2 separate regions of the Mus musculus genome follow, and region 2 is linked to region 1. The links are chromatin loops, found by intact Hi-C in ENCODE. Cell type or tissue: left cerebral cortex. All regions are shown on one strand. Each heading gives the region's core, and the rest is flanking DNA. Links, peaks and the distances in the headings are about the cores only. Region 1 has its middle 110 kb from the start of Gm33510. Region 2 has its middle 26 kb from the start of Ahi1.

The links. Peaks named below come from ENCODE experiments on the same cell type or tissue, not always from the same donor. Only the 100,000 strongest peaks of a DNase experiment are listed, where the experiment ranks them.
Region 2: a loop joins it to region 1, with 2.3 times the contacts of the local background. A loop is called at or near these places in 4 of 42 quality-filtered maps.

The regions. Positions count from the first base shown.
Region 1 is chr10:20,721,480-20,733,913 of GRCm38, forward strand. It overlaps a transcript of Pde7b not described here. Among named protein-coding and RNA genes, the nearest start is that of Gm33510, 110 kb to the right of the region's middle. In left cerebral cortex, for the core only: a CTCF peak has its summit at 3,547; DNase peaks (open chromatin) are centred at 1,676, 2,153, 3,198, 3,596 and 2 more places; H3K4me3 peaks cover 2,920 bases; H3K27ac peaks cover 3,093 bases.
Region 2 is chr10:20,920,263-20,932,696 of GRCm38, forward strand. No RefSeq gene overlaps it. Among named protein-coding and RNA genes, the nearest start is that of Ahi1, 26 kb to the right of the region's middle. In left cerebral cortex, for the core only: a CTCF peak has its summit at 7,863 (motif pointing left); a DNase peak (open chromatin) is centred at 7,826.

The sequences.
Region 1 (12,434 bases), core at 1-8,000:
TGTCTTTGTGTTTTCTTCAGGTTTGTTTGACACGCTGGAAGCATGAACAGCAGCAGTGGATCATTTGTGATATTTTTTTTTGAATAAAAGTTTATCACTTTTCACATTTACAAATAACAGCAAGCCTCTGGCTGAAAGTAAAAACACTATAAAAATGTTTGTCCTAAAGGAATGTTAGAAATAATCTAATGCAACAGTTTGTAGTACAGATGAAAACACTAGAGTCAAGGGTGACTGAGTGGCTTGGTGTCGACCAGCTGGATGCTGCCTAAATGAGGGTGTGAGTCCTGGACCAGAGGGTCCTATCCGCTACTCTCTTCTGTTCACTCTCTTAATTAAAAGCTAACCTGTTCAAATGGTTAAATAATCCTTGGGGTGGGAATTTAAATGCTTTGACTTAACATTAGAACACTGACACATTTTCTTCTTGCTAAATTTCTAAACATGCCTGGTATATAGACATTAGTCACTTTGGGTCCCTACAGTTTCTTTTCTTTCTTCTCCTCACATCTCAATATCAAGCACTTTCAAGTCTACTAAGGAACCGAGTAGGCACCATGTCATGAGTGAAGGTGCTGAGCGTCCAGGACACTCCTGTGGGAGAAAGCTGTGCTCCTGGAGTGCAAATGTTAAGGAAATGAGGGCGCTACCATCACGGAGCAATTATGGGAATGGCTTCACTACAGTGTGAGGGACCAGGTAAATCTTCAAATGCCAACATTTTGTTTTCTCAGGGAGCTGTACCTGCTAAGAAACACTTCTACCTGACTCAAGACCCCACTGATCTATGTGAACTGCAGCATGGTGAATTCTTGGGACGGTTCATGTAGTTGGAGTGCTCCTTCCTACGTTGTATGGAACCTCTGGATTGTGAGATAAACTACATCAAACAGCTCTTAACTAGATGTTCACAAATCCTCTCTGATGCTTAAATGTGACAGTTGTCTTTAATGTAATGAAGGACTTGTAGACGTGAGCTGGATTGGCTTCTTGCCTAATAAATTCCTTCTAACACTATGCCACGTGAGTCAACAAGCTGCTTCCCTTGTTGGCAAACAGCAAATTAGACCCTGGAAGAATGGTTACTGGACAGAGGTGTTTCCAGGTGATACATTCCCACTTGGATGCAGCTTGACCAGTTTAGTTTTGCGTGTTACACCCTTCTTTTGGCTGAGAACAACACCATCTGACATCGGGATGCCCTCGTCTTGATCATTGACAGCTTCTAGATTACATTTTCATCTGGAATTTAACACCAAAAATCATTTCTCAAAACAGTTAAAAATTCCAGGTTTAAAGTTATTTTAGGTCACTTACAAGGTATGCTTGGCAAATTCTCGGCAAACATTTTAGCTAGGGTTTTTGTTCAGTTTCAACAATGGGTGGCTTTGTGCCAAACACAGTGGACAGTGTTAAAAAGGTGTCCTGGTGCCATTGTTTTCTTTAAACTGATGCCTGTCTCTGACACATCTTGGATTTTTCCATCCTTGTCCTAAGTAGCTTCATTCAAAAAATAGTTTCTCCAAACCATTTTGCTGTAACACTCTTCCCTGACGTTGGCACATGCTCAGATGAGTGGAGCCTCTGAAATCAGACAGCTCAGAGTCAGGTAGAAAGCCTTGTCAGGAGAATCTGGATTTGGGAGTTGTTGCTAGTTAACTTTGAGCTCCTACTGGCAATAAAAAGGGACTTCATTTTACTGGAGCAAATGTCACTCAAGACAGCTCCACTGGCACCTCTTTGTTACCCCAGCCAGTAATAAAAGATAAAGCAGAGGAAATGGAGGAGCTGCAGTCGTGCATTCATGACACACAAAGTCCTTGTTCCCCAGCAGGCGCTGCGGAAAAGCAATTGTCCATTCACAGCACACCCTCTGCAACTCCCAGCTAATATTTTCGCTGTTCTTAGCTAGGTACACTAGGCAGTTAACTGTTAACCCTTGAGAATGCAGCGTTTATGCCTGTGTTCTCAGGGCTACTGATACTGACCCAGTTTCACAGATTTCTAGTTCTCAGTGTTGAGAATAGAAACTTTAAGGAGAACAAGTTAGAAACTGTGGAGCAGGGGGGAATGGTTTCGAATAATTCTGTCTCATCTGTTATTGCATAACTCTCAGATAAGGAAGCCTATGGTAACTGTGTGCTATTTGAATTGCTTTTATAAAAATTGACTGTCAGACAGGGAAGGTTCCCAGCAAGGTCCCCTTAGACACAGAATAATGCGTGGCTGAAACCCTTAGCTCTGTGTTCAGCTGTGCCTTCTGCAGCAGCTAGTGAGCTAGGCAGTTTACTGTGCATGGGTATATGTGCCTGCCTTGTTTCCTCTCTTGCAATGCTCTCTGGCCAGAGCACACGAAGAGCTGAATTTTTGGATGATTAATTAGTCCCCAGACTCCATCACTTAAGTCCCTAATTAAATATCTGACTCTGCTTTCAAACCCTTCAGGAAAAGATAATTACTTAATCTTGCAGTGATGATAAACTTTTCTTTTCCTTTGTAAACAGTAAGACTTACATCATTGCCCACATAACTCAAATCTACATCTCTCCTGTTAACTTTGAGATTGAAAATAGACTTTTTATAAAATGCAGCAAGATAATAAAGCAGATTTTTCTCACCCCCCCCCCCCAGCCCTCTACCCATCGCCTCTGTTCTCTCTCACTGCCAGCTGTTCCCTTGTGTTGTCAGCTCTACTTTCCTCATTTTGAGGTCTGCTCCCGACCAACCAACAAACCCAAGAGAAAGCAAATCAACAAATCAACCTGATTTTCTCCTCCAGTGGTTCACAACCCTTCACCAACATTTTCCTGCCCCGTCCTACCAGAACTGAAAAATGACCCAATTCTAAAATTTATAATGGAGAAGAAATACTGCACTCATTTAAAGACGTGGGGGGTGGGGTGGGGTGGAGGGTTTCTACGAGGGCTCAAAGTTCAGAGAATGCCCACTCTCCTGCTAAACCCTGTTGCCCTCGAAGAGTTAATTCAGGGCACAACGCTTAGTCAGTTTGCTTAGAAAAAGGAAGGAAATTCAAAAGCTGGTTGCTGTAGGAACAATCACAGACAAAAATACATATATATACGTATATATAGGTCCGGGTCCATTTTCAATAAAAACAAAAACCCTGGCGCCTGTCTCCCTGCGACTCGGAACTCTCAAGTAAAATGAACTTGCCGCTTAAATTTGTTGTACATACCTCAACCATTAAACAAGACATTTAACCATAGTGGCAGTTCTGTGACCTTTGAATGCTGTGAAATCTCTGAGCGGTGCGGCTTGTTCATGAAGATTTGTGCTGCAGAATCCAGCAACCTCATCCAGGATTAGCAGTATAATTATGCAAGTTTTATAGAAAGAAAAAGAAAATATTAAAAAAAAAAAAAAAAGGAAAGAAAGAAAGAAACGCCAAAGGACTCAGAGAGCTCGAGAAAGAAGGAAGGGAGAGAGAGGCTCTCTGGGCGAGGACACCACTTTTCTCCCAGCCGAGCGAGCGAGCAAGCAAGCGAGCGCTGGGACAGAGCCGAGCCTGCTGCAGTGCCCAGAGCTAGCGACTGGCTGGGTGAGCAGGCAGCCGGCCTGGGAGGCTGGCTGAGCCTGTCAGTTGCCACAGGCAGGGAAAACCGGAGACCAATCGGCTTCTGCGCCAGCAGCTTACTGGAGTGGAGCCTTTTCTGTTTATGTTTCCTCATTTCGAGAGTGACGTCAAAGGGTTTAGTTTTTCCTCAGCATGTGCTATTAATTTTAAAGTACTGTACTATGGGAAGAGTGTGTGTGCGCGCCTGTGATTAGCTGAGGTGCCCCACTCTCGGGAGAACCCAGGAAACATTTTACTACAATCCGAAGCAATGGTTTAAGAGTTTTCATTCTGTCGAGTTAGGTGTTTGAAAATGATAAAAAAAACAAACAAACAAACAAACACAAAAACAAGACAAGACAGGCTGAGCCAAGCGATGGTAGCAAGCTTCCCATGTTGCTGTGTGTGAGTTGATGTGCACGTGCCACGTGACAGCTTGTTGCTTATTTCTGACTTACTGATTTTTATCTTTAACTAGAAAACTAATTGTTAACATATCCCTAGAGCAACCTATACAGAACTGTGCAAATGGGCTGGAGCACCTTAGGAGGTGCAGGGAAAAAGGAAATCCACGTGGCTCTGGCTTCTCCCTCCTTCCCTCAGCTTCTCAGGATTATTAAAACAGGGCGATCCCTGCTCACTCCCCACAAAAGTCACTTAAGAGGCAAGACACAGTGCATCCATGCAGGCTTGCCTGAGCTAACTGCTTCCTCTCCCAGAGTGTACTGAGGTACAGCTATTTAGGGACGGTCCCTCTGCCAGGGGCCCCAGCTAATCCCTGTATTTTCCTTCCCACTCTTGAAAATCTCTGCAGTTCCCATCTGTTGTTTCTGCTTCCCCCGAGTCCGCCCCACTCCATTCCCACCCCTGATTCTATAAGGAAAACCTATTTTTCTTTTCCTCCTCTCTCTTTTAGGTTTCCTGTCCTGTCCTGTTAATCCCACAGCAATGACAGACCTATAACAGGAGTATGTGACTCAGATTATGCAATCAAATGTCTCCTTAGATAGGGTAAAGAAAATGTTTGAGAGAGACACAACATTGGAAAGTCCCAAGTCTCTCTCTCTCTCTCTCTCTCTCTCTCTGTATATATATATATATAAATGAGAAACTAGTTATTTATTTACACCCGTGATCTTAGGAAACCCTGGGAATTAAAGACTCTAATCCTAGCAATGAGGACGCAATAGTAAATAGAGTATTTTTCTTACACAGACTTTACATTTTGAGGGTGAAGAGATGTGATTAAAAATAAATTAAAATCCTGTATGATAGAACACATTTGTCATCCTAGGACTTGGGAGGCTGAGGCAGGATCAAGCTCACCCTGGGCTACTAAGTGAGATTTTAAATTTAAAAACAAACAAACAAAACCAACCTAAAGATAAGTAAACACGTGATGTCAGGTTGTAAGAAAGGCTTTAGAATAAAGTGCGGCAGAAGCTAGAGCAGCGTGTGTGATTGTCCGTGGAGTTCACACTTTGCTATTTTGGCTGTGATGGTCGGAGAAGCTCTCTGATAAAGAGACTTGGAGTAGAAATCTGAATGTGGGCAAGAAGCCGGTCACGTGTGCATTTCGGGTCCATGCCTCCATACTGAAAGACTAGGAAAGGGAGATGGGTGATTTATGAGAGTGAACAGAGAGACTGAGGGAATGGCTTCGTGGAGGAATGCCAAGGACCTGAATAGGAAGAGTAGAACTTGTTTCCAGGAAGGGCGGTCCTCTCAGATGGTTTCAATAGCAGACAGACTTCTGTGGATCGTGAGCAAAAGCGTAGGGTCCCACTGCACTGCCGAGAGATCATCTTAGCCTGAACGTGGGTACGTGGGTAAGAGCCGTGCGCATGCGCAGGTAAAATATCCAGGTTCTAGGACTGCCGTGCATACCCCCCCCTCTCTCTCTCTCTCTCTCTCTCTGTAGCTTGAAGACCTAAGATACAGAAAGGGAATCATGACAGCTCCCAGGTGGTTGGCTTAAACAGAGTCACCATTCACTAATACAGGAAAGACTGCATGAGGAGTCTTGTCTTCATGAAACTTGGATTCTTGTGAAGAAAATAAGTCCTCTTAATGAGTATGAGGTTGTATAAGACATGGGATGGTAATATATTGTCAAAAAACATAAGGAGACAGTAAGTTAGATAAAGGTTTGTGCTCTATCAAGTATCTTAGCAAGAACTCAGTGTGAGGGAATATTAGAGTTCAGACTCAAGGTTGACAAAGGAACAAAAGTCAGATGGCATTCAGACAAGAGGATGACACAAACACAAAGGCTTTGAGGAGTGGAATGGATGGTGAGTTACAGATGATGGCAATGGATCTAGCAGATCTTGGAGGGCTTTCTAAGTTGCTGTAAGAATTAAATAAATTACATTTATTGTAATTGACTTGGGTCTTTAAATGAGATATGGTTTAATTTTAGCATGGTCGTTCCAGCAGCTATGTTAAGGTCAATATGGAAGAAAGGAGTCTAACAAAGAAACTGTTGTAATACACAAGTCAAAGATCGTGGTGATAATGCACCAGGATGCTTTGGTGGGATTGATTAGAAGTGTTGCCTTAGGGTTAGATTGTGATCTTAGAGACAATAAGTTGGTAAGACAACCCATTGGGAAATGTATTGGTTTAGACATATAAGGAGTTTACCAAGAGGAAGTAATGGTTTCTCAAAATTTTTCAATCAAGTGGAAAAACAGAGCTAATATTGATTAAGAGTGGGGGGTACAGATTTTCAGGTGAGGATAAGGATTTAATATGATATCTTTCCCTGTGAGATATCTGCATGGAAGTATCAGATAGGCAGTTGACTAGATAAGCCTGGCGTTGAGAGTGCACCGTGGGCTATGTGGGTTTGTACACCATTGTTTAATCCATCAAACCATGGCAGTTGATGAGAGTGCAGATGGAATGATTTCATAGCACAAAGATGTGGGCAGTCTGTTGTTAAGTCATCAGAAAGAAAACAAAAACAAAAACAAAAACAAAAACAAACAAACGGCAAAAAAGAATGAGAAGAAGCTAGCAGGAGATCCCAGAAAAGCTGGAAGAGGGTGGTGTCTTGGAAGCCTAATGGAGTATTTCAATGATCATCTTTGTGAAGTAAAAGCTGGATAAAAATGGAGAATTAGCCCTGGAAATGAGATTCATTTATATTTTTGACAAAAGTGAATCTGGTATCCTAGGAAAGATGGAGAATGAAGATAGAGAAGCTTTTATGAAGTCCACCAAAGCTGAGTGAGCTTTAAGAGTGGGGCCCAAAGCTGAGAAATCTGTGGGTACCTTTAAGAGGATGGAGGTCCCTCTGTCTTGACCTTCTCTGTCATGAGGGTAGAATGGGGGCTGCTGTCTGCCAGTTTGGGAGTTTCTTCCAGACACTAACTCCATTGGCCCCTTCCACTGAGTTCCAGTCTGCAGAGCTGTGAGGTTATTGGCTTATGTTGTGTAAATCAGAGAGTACATGGTACCTTCCTACGGCACCCCAGGCAAGATCATGTAGTCAGTTACGGTGGTCAGTCAGTTCTCTATTTTTGTCTTAGGTCGTCAATGCTGGCTATCTACATTGTCTGTCACATTTTAATTGGAAAAGCTTAATGATTTCAACATACCTGATCATGGTTCCTAAACTTGGCCATCCATTCTCTTCTCCCTGACACTTATAACTGAGAGAAATGTGAGGGTCCATATAACAGTATATCTGCATCAATACTAATGACGATGTTGGTTTCTATCTGACTCCCAACACCACAGTAATGTAAAGGTTAAGGTCACTGGAATTAAACTATGACAGGATTGTTCTGCAGGCACCACTATTTAACACACACTTTAGAATATTTTTGGAGTACAGCATTTGAAATGACCACATCTTTTGCAATTTATCATTTGTAAAAATAATCTAAAGGGAGTGACCTTATTTTTAGCCTTTTCATTTCCTTTCTTAATCCCTTTCTTAAATAGCCCATAGCCCGTGACTCAGAGAAATGACCACTCTCACTTTCCTTCCGTTATAATTCAGCTGTGTATTTTCTCCATTGAAATATTTAAAAACACAATTCTCCTCCTGCTGTACTCTAAGATGATGAATTTCTCAGATCGTTTACAGATGTGAAATGCATTCATGAAACTTTTTTTTTTTTGGATGTATTTGTAGAAGGATCCAGTAGTATATACCCAGCACGCCTTTGGGAGTACAGACAGAGGGAATTTGATCTCTGTCTGGGAAGGTCCTCTCCTTGGCACCAGGTTTAACAGACATGTCTTGATGATAGCAGTAAGAGGCCACAAGTTCCCTGAAAGGAAAAAACAACAACAACAGAAATTCAGGGAAAAGAAAGAGTATGCCCCCATGGGAAGAACTGTGCAACCTGTGAGGGTCCCTTTGTCCTTAAGCAGGAAGACACAGATTATGTTCAGAGACTGGCTGGTAGGTTCAGAATGATAGAAATATAAGATGTAGGAAAGGAAAAATGTGCTATGCCTCCACATGGCAGTCCAGTGAAATGATAAAAGATAAAAATGGAGTTTGACTGTTAACCACCAGGAACCATGATTATTGAAGGTTTCCAAGAAGGGCTTTGAAATTGCTGTGTTCTTATTAGCAATATAATCTTGGGGTGAATGAAGACTTGCAATTTTGTTACCAAGTAGTGGACAATGCCATGGGGAAAATCCTGGGACCACGGCTCAGTGACAAGAAACCAGCACCAGACTCTTGTCTTAAGAGTGGTGTCTTTTTCAGTAGAGTCACATCTGATGTAAAGTCGGAAGGAACCACAAGCAGATGTAAAGAAGAGAGCATGCTTGAGGTGAGCAGAAGATGCTTCAGTAGAAGCAAAGGGTGCTAGAGATGCAGAAACAATCCTTGCTGAGATGCCAGTCCTTACAAAGATGCTGGCACTTAGGTGACGATGAATCTTGCTTCTTCTAGAGGCAAACACAACATCATTTGGATAGAAGGGTAGAAAATGGAGATAGGAATGGATAATAACAGTGAAGTAGGAACAGGTGTGGGTTCTAGTCCAAAGGCTGGTGTCATTATAAGGTAAGGTAAGGACATAGACACCCTGAAGGATAAGAACACAGACACACATAGTAGGATAAGGACACAGATGCACATAGTAGGATAAGGACACAGAAGCACATAGTAGGATAAGGACACAGATGCACATAGTAGGATAAGGACACAGGTGTACATAGTAGGATAAGGACACAGAAGCACATAGTAGGATAAGGACACAGAAGCACATAGTAGGATAAGGACACAGATGCACACAGTAGTAAGACCATGTGAAGATACACAGAGGAAAGGGGCGTCTGTACTCCAAGGAGATAGACTTTAGGAGAAACTATGATTAAATCTTGTTTTTCAGACTGTTAAGAAATAAATTTCTATTGTTCAAGACACATAGTCTTGGGGATTTTGCTACAAAAGCCCTGGCATACTAATGCATCACAGAACACAGATCCTAAGGCAAAAAGTTTGCCAAAGCCCATTTCTTTAGGAAACTAGAAGTGTGGTGAAGCACATCTCTAATACTAGCATCCAGTAGGCATCTCTTTAGGAGTTCCAGGCCAGCTGGGGCTACACAATAAGACCATGTCTTTTAAAGAAAAAGACTTGTGTTGGACAGGATAGCTAATATATTTCTTGTCATTATAACAGTGCATTTCTCCAAGGTTTGTATTTTGTTTCACTCATTGATTGACTTTTATATTGATAAGGGATTTATTTTTTCAACATAGACATATAATTATTAGGTAATCTAGTGATTAATTACACCATTTCCAATATTATATAAAAGTTTCTTTACTGGAAATTGTCTTTATACACTTAAAATTGGAAAGTAATTTTTAGTCCTTTTCAAGACAGGCATTTAAAGATGACTGATTTTTTTTGAGCCATTATAAAATTGGTAAACACTAAGAAACTATCAGTGAAAAGGGAGAAATATATCAGAGCTTCATTGTTGACTATACAAGATATATTAAAATAACTAGCTCCCTGAGAGCATTGAAAACTAAATTTCACTGAACAAAAGATAACCCACACATTTTCTTTAGGAATACTCTATTGATTAAAAACAAGTCATTATTTTTCAGGCTGTCTTCTTAAGTATTCAATCATAAATCATTATTTGGAATTAAACGTTTTAAGACTATTGGTTAGATCTCCATAGCTTTCTCTGTAATGTGTTTTCAGCGTTTGGCACAGCACTCTGCGTTAAACAGACGACCCATACGTAGCTGTGTAATGACTGAACTCATGAATAAATGATGTTGGTGGAGAATAGATGTGAACATCAGATACTTTAGTCCAGAGACCGAAAGAAGATTCTACAAACACATCAAGCATCACTCCAGAGGTTCAGCTCTACTAGGAGTCTAGTCTAGCTTACAGGAACCCAAAGGGAAGAAATCACATACTTTATTGAACAACTGAGACACGAATGAGGCAGGAGATGGTTCACATAATAAAGTGCGTGTCTTGAAAGCACACGTTCCTATTACCCATAAAAAAGAGCCAGTCATGGTGATATATACACTTGTAATCCCAGCTCTAGGGAGACAGAAACAGGTAGACTTGGGTTCTCGGGCTGCCATCAGTGAACCTGTCTGCTTTTCTTCTATCAGTGGCACTGCTAGAGTACAGTGTCTGCTGTGTGTGATCATCCAAGGGCATTGTCTCCATGGAGTCTCCCAGAAGTCATAGGAGCTTCTGGTTCCTGGTTATACACCACACCATCTCCCTTGAATGGTTTCTTATGTGCTCCTTCCTCTCTCATCCTCTGAATGCACTCTTCGCTCTTTGCGATGGTAAAGTCAACACACTGTCGAGCGCTTCTTTCTCAGTTGTTTATTTTACTTTCCTGCTTTGCCCGTTTGTTGATCACTAGCCTGAAAGGCTGCTATATTCTTATTGATTTTCTGGGCATCCTTCTTGTTTATCATCCTTTATGATAAAGGCCACAGGAAATTTTCATCTCCTACTTGACAATATTTCCTTTAACCCCAGGCAGGGTTAACATTTAAATTCACAATGGAAACATTTTCACAGGTGATATTAAAATAGCTAGAATACTAAGGATTATTGACACTCTTACATGGAGATAAACGATCCAGTGTCATTTGCTGTATAGTTTGGGCTTACCCTTCCTTGCACACCTGCTCCCTACACAAGACATGAACTCAATTAATTATTCAATACTTTTTTCAAAATCTGTTCTCACATCTTAAACATAGCATCAGATGGAATAGATAGCCTTTTGTGTTTGATGATAATATGTAACCTCAGCATGTATTGCATCTGTCTCCATGGATACCAAATTTCTGTGAATGATGCTTAGAGTAAAAAAAAAGAAAAACTCTATGGGGGAAACTGCATTGTGCTCGTTCTTTTGACTCTTGCTCTCGCCTTTCTGCCCCTCCCCCATTCATTTTCCATCCAGGGTTATAGATTGCAAGCAACTGGCATTCTATAGAAAGGTGCAATGGAAAACCCCTGCATTTAGGATCACAAGGTATTTTGTTTGTTTGTTGTTGACTGAGTGGTGAGCATAAGGCACAGACATTAAGACTGTTGTAGGAAATAAGAAAGTAAAATCCTAAACCTATTTTTTCCACAAATCCTGACTTGAAATCTCATCCCCAAAGGGCTCTAAACCCGGAACCAGCGAGTGCAGCAATGGAAGGGGATTTTCTAGAACAAGTTTGTCATTTTTATAAAACTAAATTGCAATGATCAGGATTCCCAGAGTTCCAAGCAGTCAGAGCATCCTGGCTTGGAACATCACTAGCTTGTCAAATCCCTGTTTACCACATTGTGCTGGTTAAAACACCTGCGAACATTTGCTCTCCTTATTAAATAAGAAAACAGTAAACAAAACTTACTGTTCCAGTAAGAGGCATGATGTGGAAGGGTGTCCAAACAGTATGACAACCAGTGTAAGATGCAGGCTGTATTTCAGACAAAATCTCTCAAAGCTTTCCCATTAAGGAAAAGCAAAGGAAAGGATTCTCAATGGTTTTATAAAGACCAAGAGCTACCTTCCTGCTTAATGCTTTACTTGTTTGTTGATTTGTGTCCTCTGTTTTAATGTCTAACCTTGCTCTAAGAGCAATAGGCACACTCAAATTAATGGCTTATGCATTCTTTTCTTGGCTATTTTCTCCTTTTGAACCTATGTAGGGAAGGCTAGACCACTGGATGAGGAATCACTTGGGAAGACCTTATCTCAAGAGATGGAGAGGCAGGGGCAGGGTACCCAAGAGACTAAAATAAAAAGATGGATATCAGAGGAGCAACCATGGGAACCACTGGGCCACTTGTGTTTGTGACCTTGAATATGGTGCAGAGATTATGCCTTGGTTGCTCTGGTCAGTGGGAAGGTATACAAGACTTCCCGGCAGGACTCTAAAGAGTTTCCAGAAGGCACTGGCTGCCTGTTGGAGGCTTGGTGCTCCTTAGTGATGTGAAACTGTGTTAGGGCTAGAATGAGAGCCCAATACTTACTACCACTGGCTTCCACTGCCCCGTTTTCTTCCTTTCTCTCACTGAAATACTAAGTTTGGGATTAAAGAATTGTTCCCCATTAAAAAAAGAAGCCATCTCCATATTAAAAATCATGCTATTCCCCGTGACAGATAACTGTAGGTAAGAATGGCTAAAAATTGCTCTCCTCCAGACAGCTGTCAGAGTCAGGCTCCCTCCCACATAGCAGGGGTGGGAGAGGAAGAGCCAGCAGAAAGAGTTTCAGAGAATATTCACGCTCATGACATCTCCTTTGACATTCTGGAGCAAATCGAGCGAGTTACTCATTCCTTTCCTTTGTCTTCCAACTTAGGCAAAAATGTAAGTTCAAGTGAG
Region 2 (12,434 bases), core at 3,077-11,076, 200 kb after region 1:
ACACTACAGTATACAAAATAAGCAAGGCAAGATTGTGAAATGCAATCATGGTTTGATTTAAGAAGCATAATATTTATTTCAGAGTTTGATTCTCTCCTTTAAGTCTGTGCCAACCTGCCTCATTAAGACAGTCTCCCTTTAAACTGTGCCACAGATATAAATAATGTCCACCCCTTCAGGTAACAATGGCTCTGCTCCTCTTTGTAAACAAATGTCCATGGGCCTCCCCTGGGTCCACAGAAGCCCTGATTATCTTCCTTGGTTGCTCACATCTTCCTTGCTGTCTATAGGAGACTAGTAGACTAATGTCTCAGTCTGGACATTATTTACATTTTGGATCAGGAAATTCTTTGTCAGGCGTGAAGCTGTACTCTGTATATTGAGACTGTTAGTATCATCCTAAGCCTGCCCCCTGTAAATGCCAGAGATATGCCTTTCACTCCCTCCTCCACAAGCACAACCAAAAATGAAGTCCCCACCATCCACTTCCTCCTCCACAAATGCAATTTAAAACAAAACAAAACAAAACAAAACAAACAAACAAACAAAAACCCTGTCCCCAGAAATTGCTAAATAGCCTTTAGTATGCAAAAGAGTTTCCAGGTCAAGAATCACTGCCTGGGCAGTTTTCACCCTTCCTTGGGCCACAAAAGAATCAAACTCCCATTCTGTGTTGCAAGTGAAAAGCATTCACTGTGCTTCGCTGTGTCTGTTTTCTCACCTGGCTTTCCCCCAGGTGACGGATGGGAAAAACTGCAGCAGGAAATTGAGATTTTAGAAATAAGAGATTACTCACATTGTTCTTTGGTTGAAGGAAAGCTATTCAGTACAGCTGCTATATTAACATGGCCACAAAATCTGTTATGTATTAAAGGAGGGAAACAATTATAAAAGATAAATGGATTTTTGTTTCGTTATTCCACTGGTTATATGTTAAAGAAAATGAACTGAATATGAAAATCCCAAGAACTCCTCAGTAAGACCCAGTGACTCACCCTTCCTGGGCAAATACTAGTCTTCATAATCAAATGGGATGTGGCAACAATTCTTCAAAATGAACACCACTGTAATGCAGTAAGATTCAGGGGCATGGAGCAAGTGGTCAGTTTGGATCCTGGTATGCTGTTGCTGTCATCCATTAGAATGAGTGATCTCAACCTGCGTTAATGGTGACAGCTATAAATGCCTTAGAACACCACAGTATCTATCAATAAGCCCATGTGTGTGAAAAACATCTGTACTTGACCTAATTTAATTTCTGTGTCAAGCTCCGATGCTGGGGAAGGGGACTGTGAAAATCAACCTAGTAAATGTGGGTCTCTTTACTCACAGAGCTGTTGGAGAATTTTACCACATTTTGCCTTGAGATTCTTTTTGCTAAGGAAAGACTGTTGATAACGTGAATAGCAGGAAAGAGGGGAAAAGATGGAGGTCTGCTAATCTCAGTGTGTGTCCCACACCAGGTCTACAGCCTTATACCAGTGCCCCTGACTTCTTCCTGGAGACCTACCCACATCTGCAGAAGAGCCAACAATGATGATCTGAGCTGGGATCAGAGAGCTTGGTTGTCCCTGTGTGTCTCTCTCTATCTCTCTGTCTCCCTCTTTCTCTTTGTCTTACTCTGTCTCTGTTTCTCTCTCTCTCTCTCTTTCTGAAACCCACCATTTACAATGCCACCCCATCCTCTCTCTTCCTTCTTTCTCTCATTCTTTTAAATATGTATAACCTGGAGACAATCTCACCATAAGGTAAAAGCAGCCACCCATGCTATTTTGGCTTTATCTGTACCAAGTGATTCTCCACTGTTCTAATGTTGGAAGGTTTTATCTGAATTTTTCAACAGTTTTTGGAGGATTGTTTTGATTTCTTTTATTTCTATTTGCTGTTGTGCCATGTCTTTCCCTTGAGATACTGGGCAGAAGGAACCAGTGCTGTTTAATTGACAAGAAGAAGGATTAGTTAATAGAAAAAAGTAATTTCTACTTATTTAATGATGAAAATGGTATATGTATGTATGTTCTTACTTTGTAATGAGCCTATATTTCATAATAGCTAATATTCTGAAAACCCAAAGCACCCACCTAGTCCTTCCTTCATTATAAATGAGGTGTTTGTTTCCTCTGTGCACAACCTCATCCACTTCATTGGAATTAAAGATACAGTAGTGTTGTTGCTCTGTGCATGGAATTAAGGGTCTACAAGAGATAAGTTGGATGTTGTATGAATAATTCTAGTACAAAGATCTCTAGTCCCGAAGTTGCCTAAGGCTGCTGTTTCTGAAAGGCTAAGATGTCCTGTGAAATGGGTTCTTGAGCAGCGCCAGCCTTCCCTGTATTGCCAGCTTGAAGGCTTTCTCCCCAGAACAGTATGTTCTCAGGTCCTACAGAAGATGACAGCTGAGACTGACTTCCCTTCTTCTGCCAGGAAGTTACTGTTTCCAGGATACATCAGGATCTTGGAAATTACCTAATCCTCTCTCCCCACACATACAGTAGACTTTATCTGTTAAATGTCTTTGCCTGTAAGTAGCAAAAGCCAATTTTAGCCATTCTGATAATCAGAGAGCTGAAGATTCCAGATTTGGGAAGGTGTGAGACAAACTTGATTGGGCCCTTCCCTTCTTCTTAAGGGCCAACTCGGAAGAGACAGTCATTCTTCCAATAGCTCAAAGAAGATTCAGGCACCTCATCTTGAGTAAGACACGGACTGTTCACTGCAGTGATGGGCTCAGTGATGGTCTAGAACATGGCTTCACAAAGCTTTCCCATACAGAGCCAAGAAAGAGGTACTTCAGGCTTTGCAGGATGTATGGTCACTTGCAGTCATCTCACTCTGCCCTTGTAGAGCAAAGCAGACATATGTGGCGTGAACACGCTATGTATAGTAACACCTTATTGTTCGACACTTTAAGTTCTATGTAGTTTCCCATCATGACTATTATTTTTAATCCTTCCACCCTTTGAGTGATAATTAGAAATGTAAATGTCAGCATTGCATAAATAGGCTGCATGCTCTGGACTGCATTTTACTTGAAATACATAGACTGGGAATGGAGGTGTGTTTCTCAAAGCAAAATCAGGATAATGAGAACCAAACCAGAAGCATGAATATTCTACTTTACCACCATCATGTTTCATAGTTTCTGGCCACAAGCTTGGGGTGCAAGGTTCTGTGAACTCACGGACCTGTTCTAAAAGTGGAAAAGGAGTGGAACTCACCCTGGGTTTCTGACTCCCTAGCTCTTACCACTTGAGTTGTCCATCGCAGCTCAAACAAGGATCTGCTGATTTTCTATACCATTAGCAAGCCATTGGGTTACCAGACAAGATAAGTAGACCTCACAAGCCCTGCCAGCATTTGTAAGCCAGGAGTAGTACCACCTTGGTCCTTCCCTGGAAATTACCTGCCCTGTGATTGAGTGTGAATGTTGAGAATCTGTCTTTTATAGCCACATGGTGCCAGAAAAGTGGTCTCTTATGCTAGAATGAGAGAGTTACAAGCTACCAAAGGTGTTGATGAGTTGAAGAACTTACAAAGTAATTGTGGAGATACATCCTCCATTTCTCCATCATGCCTGCCCAGGATACTGGCTTTGTTCAGCAAGGAAATGTGTTGGACAATGTTTTGTTTTGTCTAGTTTGAGACATTCTTCGTGTTGAAGTTCCTGTCCTTGGCTGACCACCTATCACTTACAACTCCTCTCAAGCTAAGCTTATTGCTATGAATAAGATATACAATAGTACCGTGGTGTGACCATAGACTGTGTAGCTTATTTAAAATAACAGAGACAGACAGACAGACACAGAGACCCAGACATAGAAACACAGAGACAGAGAGACAAAGAGAAAGAGAGAGACCAAGACAGAGAAAGAAAGAGACGGAGAGAGAAGCATACACGCGCTCAGGCATCTCTCCATGCAGGGAACTTGAAATTTCTGTGTGTGGAATTCAAGCATAGTTTTGGGCAATAATAAAATGCTTAAAAGGCTTTCATTCTTCAAGTGGAAGCTGGCCTCATTCACACAATCCAAGAATCTAATTCTACAAAACATTGATCCCAAGCTCAGTTCTCCCACTGGAAGGAGAGAACTGTGGGCATCAAATCCTCCTAGAGTTTTAGAGGTGCTTTCTTCTCATCATCGCTACAACACAACAAAACATGTCTTCCCACCCCATCCACCCCCGGAAAATAATTACTTGACTTCCAGCCACCATTTCTTGACAAGCAGACTTGATGTTTTTGTCATCGAAAGTGACTCGACCTTTCTAGAGTGCTCTTTCCCTGTATCATACCTTCCTCCAGTCCATCCTCATCTGCTAACATTTGCTTAAAATAGCAAACCTTCCCCAGTGTGAGAGGCACACATCTTGTTACTGTAACACTTAGTACACTGCGCAATACTGCTTTCCCTCAAGTCTGAGACAACAGAATCCACAAACCACGCAGTTAGTTTACTAAACACTGAGGGGTTTAAAAAGAAGAGTCCGACAAAATTGTAATTGAGTCATATTACTTGGAACTGTCATTTAATACATAAAAAGGAGTTGTTTTAGTATAATTATGTAACACACGCAAGAGCCTGAGGTCCTGTTAGCACTTCTTACTTAACTAGTATCAATTTGTTTTTTCATCAAGACACTGTCACTGTAGGACATTCTCTCAGGCTGTTAGGAGCTTGTAGATCACATACTATGGAACACATTTTTATAGATCACATGATGTGGATCACATGACTGTGAGTCATATGCTTGTGGATCGCATATTGTAAATCGGATCATATGTTGTGGATCACATGCTTATAGATCATATGATTGTGGATCATTTGCTTATGGATCACATGCTATGGATCACATGGTTACCGATCACATGATATGGATCACATGGCTGCGAATCATATGCTCGTGGATCACATACTGCAAATCGGATCATATACTGTGGATCACATGCAGTGAATCACATGCTGTGGATCACATACCGTGGATTACATGATTATGGATCATATGGTTGTAGATAACATTCTATGGATTATATGTTGTGGATCACATGATTATGCATCATATACTGTGAATCATATGCTGTGAACCACATGCTATGGATCATATGTTATGGACCACATGCATGTAGATCATACAATTGTGGATCATTTGCTTGTGGGCCACATGCTGTGAATCACCCCTGCGCCTTAATAAAGTACAGGTTTTGGTTTTGAAAGCGTGATGTGCAGCCTGTGATCCTATTCCCACCAAATCCTTAAAAGATGCTGATGTTTCTGGCCAAAGGTCTCATGTGTTGCAACAGAGGGAGGAATAATTCTTTTACATATATCTCATTCACAGCATCCCACACAACTTATCCAATCTGTATTTTATTTTCCAAGGATTCATAAAACTGTTCACTAATTCGAAAGAAAATAGGAAATGTGGGTTATCATCCCCACGATAAGTGTCTGTCTTGCTGACATAATAATACTCCCCACTTCACTGGTTTTAGCCTGATGACTTTTAATTCTAATGTTGAATTATACTGTGATGTTTAAATGTGTTTTGATGGCAAAAAAAAGAGAGAACATTTACTACAATTCATAAAACAAGTGTTGTTTTGATGGTATCAAGAGCTCTGAGCAGGTCTGCACTCACACAGATCAAATTACTTAAGACTGCCACTCAGACACTGTCTGTGCAATGCCATCAACTGTAAGATGCAATCAGATGTCTGAATTATGAAACCCCAAGAGAACACAAGCAGGCCTCAGCGTTGCTTGTCTGGATTCTTGCTCCTTCTTTCCCTCAGATGTTCAGTGAGCTTAGCATAAGAGCAAGACAAACCTCAGTCTTGAGGACAGAATTCAGTGCCGGCCAAAAGTAAGTGAGAGAGACATGAATGCAGTCCTCATACCCTCCTAAACCTGGTTAGAAGCTGATGACCTATGATGTGTTATTTGTAGCCCAGGGGTACTCGAAATGTCCTCTGGATGTGCCCACACAGGGCTTAGTATGAGAAAACTGAAGATAGCCAGTGTGCTTCCTCAGCTAAACTAGCCCAGGATGGTAGAGCAGATTATAGTGGCATTAAAATGGCTTATTTCGATTCCTTCAAATTCTGGATATGCGATTTACCTTCTGATCCACTTTGGCAGTGTTTCTCAACTCTCCTAATGCTGCGACCCTTTAACACAGTTCCACATATTGAGGTGACCCCCCCAACCATAAAGTTGTTTTCGTTGTTGCTTCATAACTGTAATTTTACTGCCCTTATGAATTGTAATGCAAACATCTGATATACAGGATATCTGATGTGTAACCCCTGTTGGGGTTGCAGCTCATAGGTTGAGAACTACTGCACTAGAGGCACCTCATGCCCCACTTTCCTGGCTAGCCTATTTCCTCTTTCCTTTTTTTTTTCCCACTGAGAGATGACCAAAGTCAAATAGAAATGAATTTTAGTATTCATTTGGGCATTATAGTTTATGATCATGGCTTTTAAAATGATTTCTTTCTCCAGAAAGAAATAGGGGACATAATTATGCTTGCATTTTTGAACTTTATGTTCATCAAAAAAGATGTTAGAGATTTTAAAAAATGGATAACTATTGTTAAAAGCATAACGCAAAATCTTGGTAACTACAGAAAATAAATCTTTTTTTAAGATTTATTTATTATTTATTATATGTAAGTAGACTGTAGCTGTCTTCAGACACTCAAGAAGAGGGCATCATATCTCATTACGGATGGTTGTGAGCCACCATGTGGTTGCTGGGATTTGAACTCCGGACCTTTGGAAGAGTAGTTGGGTGCTCTTACCCACTGAGCCATCTCACCAGCCCCAGAAAATAAATCTTAAATGGAGCAACTTTTAATTTCAAACTGTAGTGTTTTGAATAAGACAACTATTCAAAACACAAAAGACCCCACCTAAAGAGACCTCACTGAAATGAAAATGAATGTTCTACAGCTCAAAACCATGAGAATTTAAATAGAATCCTTGCATCTCCCAGCTAGAAGGAACCTTAGAAATCATCCTGCTTAACAGCCTCTGAATTCACAGTGTTGACATTTTTATAGATATTTTATCCTTCCAGCCCAAATATTTTTAATTTTTTAATGCCATTCCTATGAAACAGATTATAAGGTTGTTTAAATCCTCAACTCACAACAATACAACCTTTCTTTGTATATATGTTTACATCACAGTATTTTAAATTAATGATTCTTATTTAGAGACTGGAGGTATGGTGTCAGAAAAGTCTCCACCTGCAGCCTCTGCCCCCACAAATGAGACCATAAGGAAGATGTCACTGTGACACTTGCTGGCAGGACATGCACCTGCAATCTTACTAGGCAAGGATGTTAAGATTATATGTATATGTACATGTATTTATATGCATGCAATAGCAATTAGTGAACAAAGAGACATTGAAGGGATGCAGGGAGAGGAATGGGAGGCTTTAGAGGGAAGGGAGAGGTGAGATGTTGTAATTAAAATCCCCAAAATAAAATATAAAAACAGTACGCTGTAATAAGAACTTCTCTGAAACCCATGGTATAGACTTGGCCTAGAGAGCTACAGTCTTCTATAAGCTGATTTGGTCCAAAATAAACCAGGATTCTCCATCGCTTCTCTGAGGTAGAAAACAAAGTTTGGCATGGAGTCTCATGCCTACACTCTCAGCACTTGGAAGAACGGGAACATCAGGACTGCTCTGAATTTGAAGACAGCTTGGGCTACAAGACAAGACCCTGTCTCACAAAAACCAAAAGAAAACAAGAACCAAGACACGTATTATCTGTCTCAGTTGGATGGAAGGAAGGACAAAATTCAGAAAAGCACGCACAAAAGACTAGAGCTTTGGTGACCTCTTGTGGGGTAATTTGCTAGCAGTCCATAATAAAGCATTTCAGGAATAGAGTTCCGACAGGTTTTCTTTGTGATATGGGGATTCAGTGGTAGTGTCTGCCTAAGAGCCAAACTCCCATCTCAACTTAGGAATGTCTATTCTTGCAAAAAATGAATCTGAGTGCTTTCCTATTGGACAAGGAGAAAACCTAAAAGTGGACTGAATGGAAATGTCCAGCAACCATATCTAAGCTGTGGTAGCGTTGGCATCATTGCTTGGATTTCTGTCGCTGTGTTTCACTGAATGTCACTATGTTCGTGTGTTCTGGAACACCATTTTCAGAATGCTACAGAAGAGCGTGCACATCACAAAAGCACTTCCTTAGTCATCAGAGGCATTAACTTTCTTTTTACTAATCTAAAATCTAGAATCTAAAATCAACCTAAGGCTCTGCTAAACAATTTTTTTCCTCTTAGTTTGTCTCCTTGAACGCTAACATGACTTTATGACTTTGAACATATTAACTAAAATATGAAACTTGGATATTCTGAAAAACAAGCACATAAAACTAGAGGCTACCGAATGCCCATTGCAAAGCTCAGAGCCAAGGCATCGAATAAAGCTGAATACAAGCTAACACACTCTCCTTTACTTACAGTTCATTCTAAAGCTAGCTTTAAGAGCATATGCTTTGATTATTATCAAAGATTAGCCATAAAATAATATTTCCAGAATACAAAGCTTGTAGCTCAACTTGAAAGCCAGGTCAGTTATGTCTGGGTTTATAATTAAGCATGTAAGAGGAAGAATATTAATATTTACTATTTTTTCTCCATTGCTTGGAGCATTTATCTTGATATATATTAAGCGCAATACTTATATCATAATACTGATGATAATGAAGCACTTAAAGAGTTAAATTTTACTTAAATTAACTTTTAATTTTTTTAAAAAATCAGGCAATCTATACCCAAACACAATTATCTCCATATTTGGTCTAACCCTCATCCAAATACACTTGCAATTTTACATGGTTGCAATAAAGGTGTGTCTCATGTTGAGATTGTTTCTTCTAGTCCCATGTTTTCTACTCTTTCTATGTCTCACTTTGGAGATGAAAATGGTTTATCATTTTGATGTGACATTTGTATATAAGTTGTTTTCAGCTTGCTGTTAACTGTGATGCTTCAGTAAGTATCTTCGTATAAAAGCTTTAAAGTGGCTTTATTAAAGCCAATAATCTGTGCTTCATCTCTTTTGAAAATAGCTGTCTGGGTCAGAATTAAAAGATGGCATACTCAAAAACAGAAAGAATGAAAGAAAGAAAGAAAGGAAGGAAGGAAGGAAGGAAGGAAGGAAAGAAAGAAAGAAAGAAAGAAAGAAAGAAAGAAAGAAAGAAAGAGGAAGAGAGAAAGAAAGAGAGAGAGAGTGAGAGAGAGAGAGAGAAAGAAAGAAAAAGGAAGGAAGGAAGAAAGGGAAAGAAAAAAAGGGCCTCCTATTTCTTTGAAATTTAATGAGAGATTTAGGTTTACCAACAGGATAGGTGAAGATCACAGAACACAGAGCTTGGCGAGAAAGACTCCACTACCAGTCCATGGACCATGAAGAGCAAATGAAGAGACTGCTGCTAAGGCCGAGCACCAGTGAGAGGATGACCCAGGATAAGCTCCAGCTGTTGAGGAACACAGCCGTTGCTGGAACTGTGCACAAGTTGGGAAAGATGGATTCCACAACACCACTCTCTCTCTCTCTCTCCTGCCTTTCCAGGCTGCGCCATGACCCCAGCTGGCTCACCCAATAGACAAAGGGGAAGGAAATCTGGAAAGGTGACGACCACAGTGGAGCAGAGAGCCTCTTGGAGCAGAGAGAAAGGATTTGCATGGGGAGTGGAATGGTAGACAATAACTAGCCCAGAAGCCCCATGTTTGATTAATTCAACAATTTAAGTAGTTGATAGTTGTAGCAGAAGCCAGAGGCCCAGAGCCACACCAATGATTCCTTGCGATTCACAAGTAAAGCTGTCTGGGCAAACAGGTATCCTGTGTGATGCACCAGACACACTGCAGCTTCCACAGTGAGGTGATATTTTTTTTCTTTTCTTTTCTTTTCTTTTCTTTTCTTTTCTTTTCTTTTCTTTTCTTTTCTTTTCTTTTCTTTTCTTTTTTTCCAGGCCTGTTCTACTAGGCAAAGTGTTCTGTGAATGTCAGCCAAGCATATGACTCCCGTGTAAAAGTCTTAGATGGCAAAATAGAGTAAGCTAGAGTTGTCTTTCTATAAGAGCTGGTCATTGGTCATGACTAGGAAGGCTATCAATAGTCCTCACATACATGGAGCGTGCTGATGGGTGTCTGTGGCAGAAGATGCCAGGGTGGCACAGAAACATAAAAACAAGATAAAAAAACTTTGCCTAGTAGAACAGACCTGAAATCCAATCTGCTTTGGATGCTGAAGCAGGAGGATCACAGCTTCAAGGCCTTCTTTAGTTACTGCACGAACCTCACACATGCCTGTGAGACCCTGTCTCAAATGAACATATGGAAAATCTGCATTATTATCTCAATGGCAGAGTGATTCTGTCAGCGAATCGGGATTGAGGACAGAGGCGGGAGGGAGCCTCAGATGGTCTGGCCCGATGTTGTTAGCCTGGCTTGATGGTGGCATGTCAGGTGAGGTTCTCGACGTGTCCTTCTGCATTCGGGTTCAGCTGGAGCTCAGTCCACGATGAGGGCTTGTTCACCGATGGGTGTCCTGGTTGGTGGACTTGGGAGCGAGTGAGTTGCGGTGGCCAGACTGGGATATTTAAGCTACACTTAGCCAATCATAGCTAAGGCGTTCACACATTACTTCATTGGGCATTTATTTACCTTACTTCAATTTTATCATACAAACGCACACACTCTAGGCTTGATTTCCATGGTTACATTCACCCATGGTATAGTTTCCTTATGTTGTTTACATCTCATTCCTTACAGATCCCATAGCACATGCAATAACCTGGGTTCACCCACCCCTCCCCAAAACAAAAGAGAAAAGAACGTCTCAGAAGAATTTATATCTCAACTAGTCACCTAAGTGACAAGAGGAGAGGGGTTTGAAATTATCCTAAAATGTTTTGAAAGGAACTTTGGTGTCAAATTCAAGCACATGGTTTTTACTGGGAATTACTTGTCTCATAATCATCTATCAAGTCTGGAATGGCGAGGCTCAGGGAAGCCCTGCCTTTGTTTCAGATAACTTTAAAAGGAATGAGCTGTGCCACTGTGTTCCAGCTAACCCACGCTTTCCACCCGGTTTAGGCTGGCCAAGATCATGGTCGTCCCACTCTTCCATCTTTGCTAACCTTTCACTTAATGATGTAGCCTCCCCAACTCCATACGTTGAAGTACAGACTCTCCTGCATCCATGATCTCTCTCTTGACTTATTTTCTGCATTGCCTCTATTATTTATTGGTGCTAGAATCTACCTTCACAGGAACAAAAACCACTGCTTCTATGTTATTCGCCCCCGCATCTTCAGCTGCTGCAGTAGCACCTGGCAGTTAATAAATGCTCAGTAAACATTTGCTGAATGAATGTTTCCACATTTGGAATGGTTTGAGGGACAGTCAAACCATTCCAAAGAATTTATGAGTAATTTTGTTTATATCAATGGCAAATGACTTAGCTTGATGAAAACTGGCAGTAAAAAGACATCTGATATATCATAAACACATTAAGAAACAATGAGATGATTTAATCATAAACTATCCTTATTTAACCTGAAAAATGTTTAAATGTATTCCTTTAAATTGGAATGCTACATTTTAATGAAATATAAGTACTAAATAAATGTCCACTTCTACTGGGCCCAAGGCAATGAAAACTAAAGAGAGATGTTTTTTTCTCTTGACAAGTTTTCAAGACAAGAGATATTCATATAAAAAGGCACATGACCAAGATACTGCTACAGCAGTGTTGCCCAGAATTGTTACTGGTGAGGTGTTGTCTTGACTGTGTGACCACTGGTCTCCTCTCATGTCCACTGAGGCTCCAATGGATAGTCCAATCTGATGATCACACAGATCACTGGTTATATAAAAGGGGTCACAGAATAAAACCAAAAGTCACAGACTGAAGAAAGACTGGAAGCAAGGAGGAGACTTGATAGAGGGTGGATCTAAGACAGCAGGAAGAGAGAATGATCAGAGTTCATTATACACATGTGTAAATTGTAAAAGAACGAGCTTCATTAATATGAAAAAAAAGCTTTTGGATCAAAAAAAGTTATGCTCCTTAGGAACATAGCTTTCCACAAAGCACCAGCAACATTAAAATAAAGCTAATTAAAATATGTATTTAATATATTTTATTTTATTCAGGCATATTTGTTTGTGAGTATGTTTGTCTGAATGTGAATGTGTAGAAGCATGTCATGGTGTCTTAGTTATGGTTTTATTGCTGCAAACAGACACCATGACCAAGGCAACTCTTATAAGGACAACATCTGAGGCTGGCTTACAGGTCAGAGGTTCAGTCCATTATCACCAAGGCAGGAACATGGCAGCATCCAGGCAGGCATGGTGTGGGAAGAGCTGAGAGTTCTACATCTTCATCTGAAGG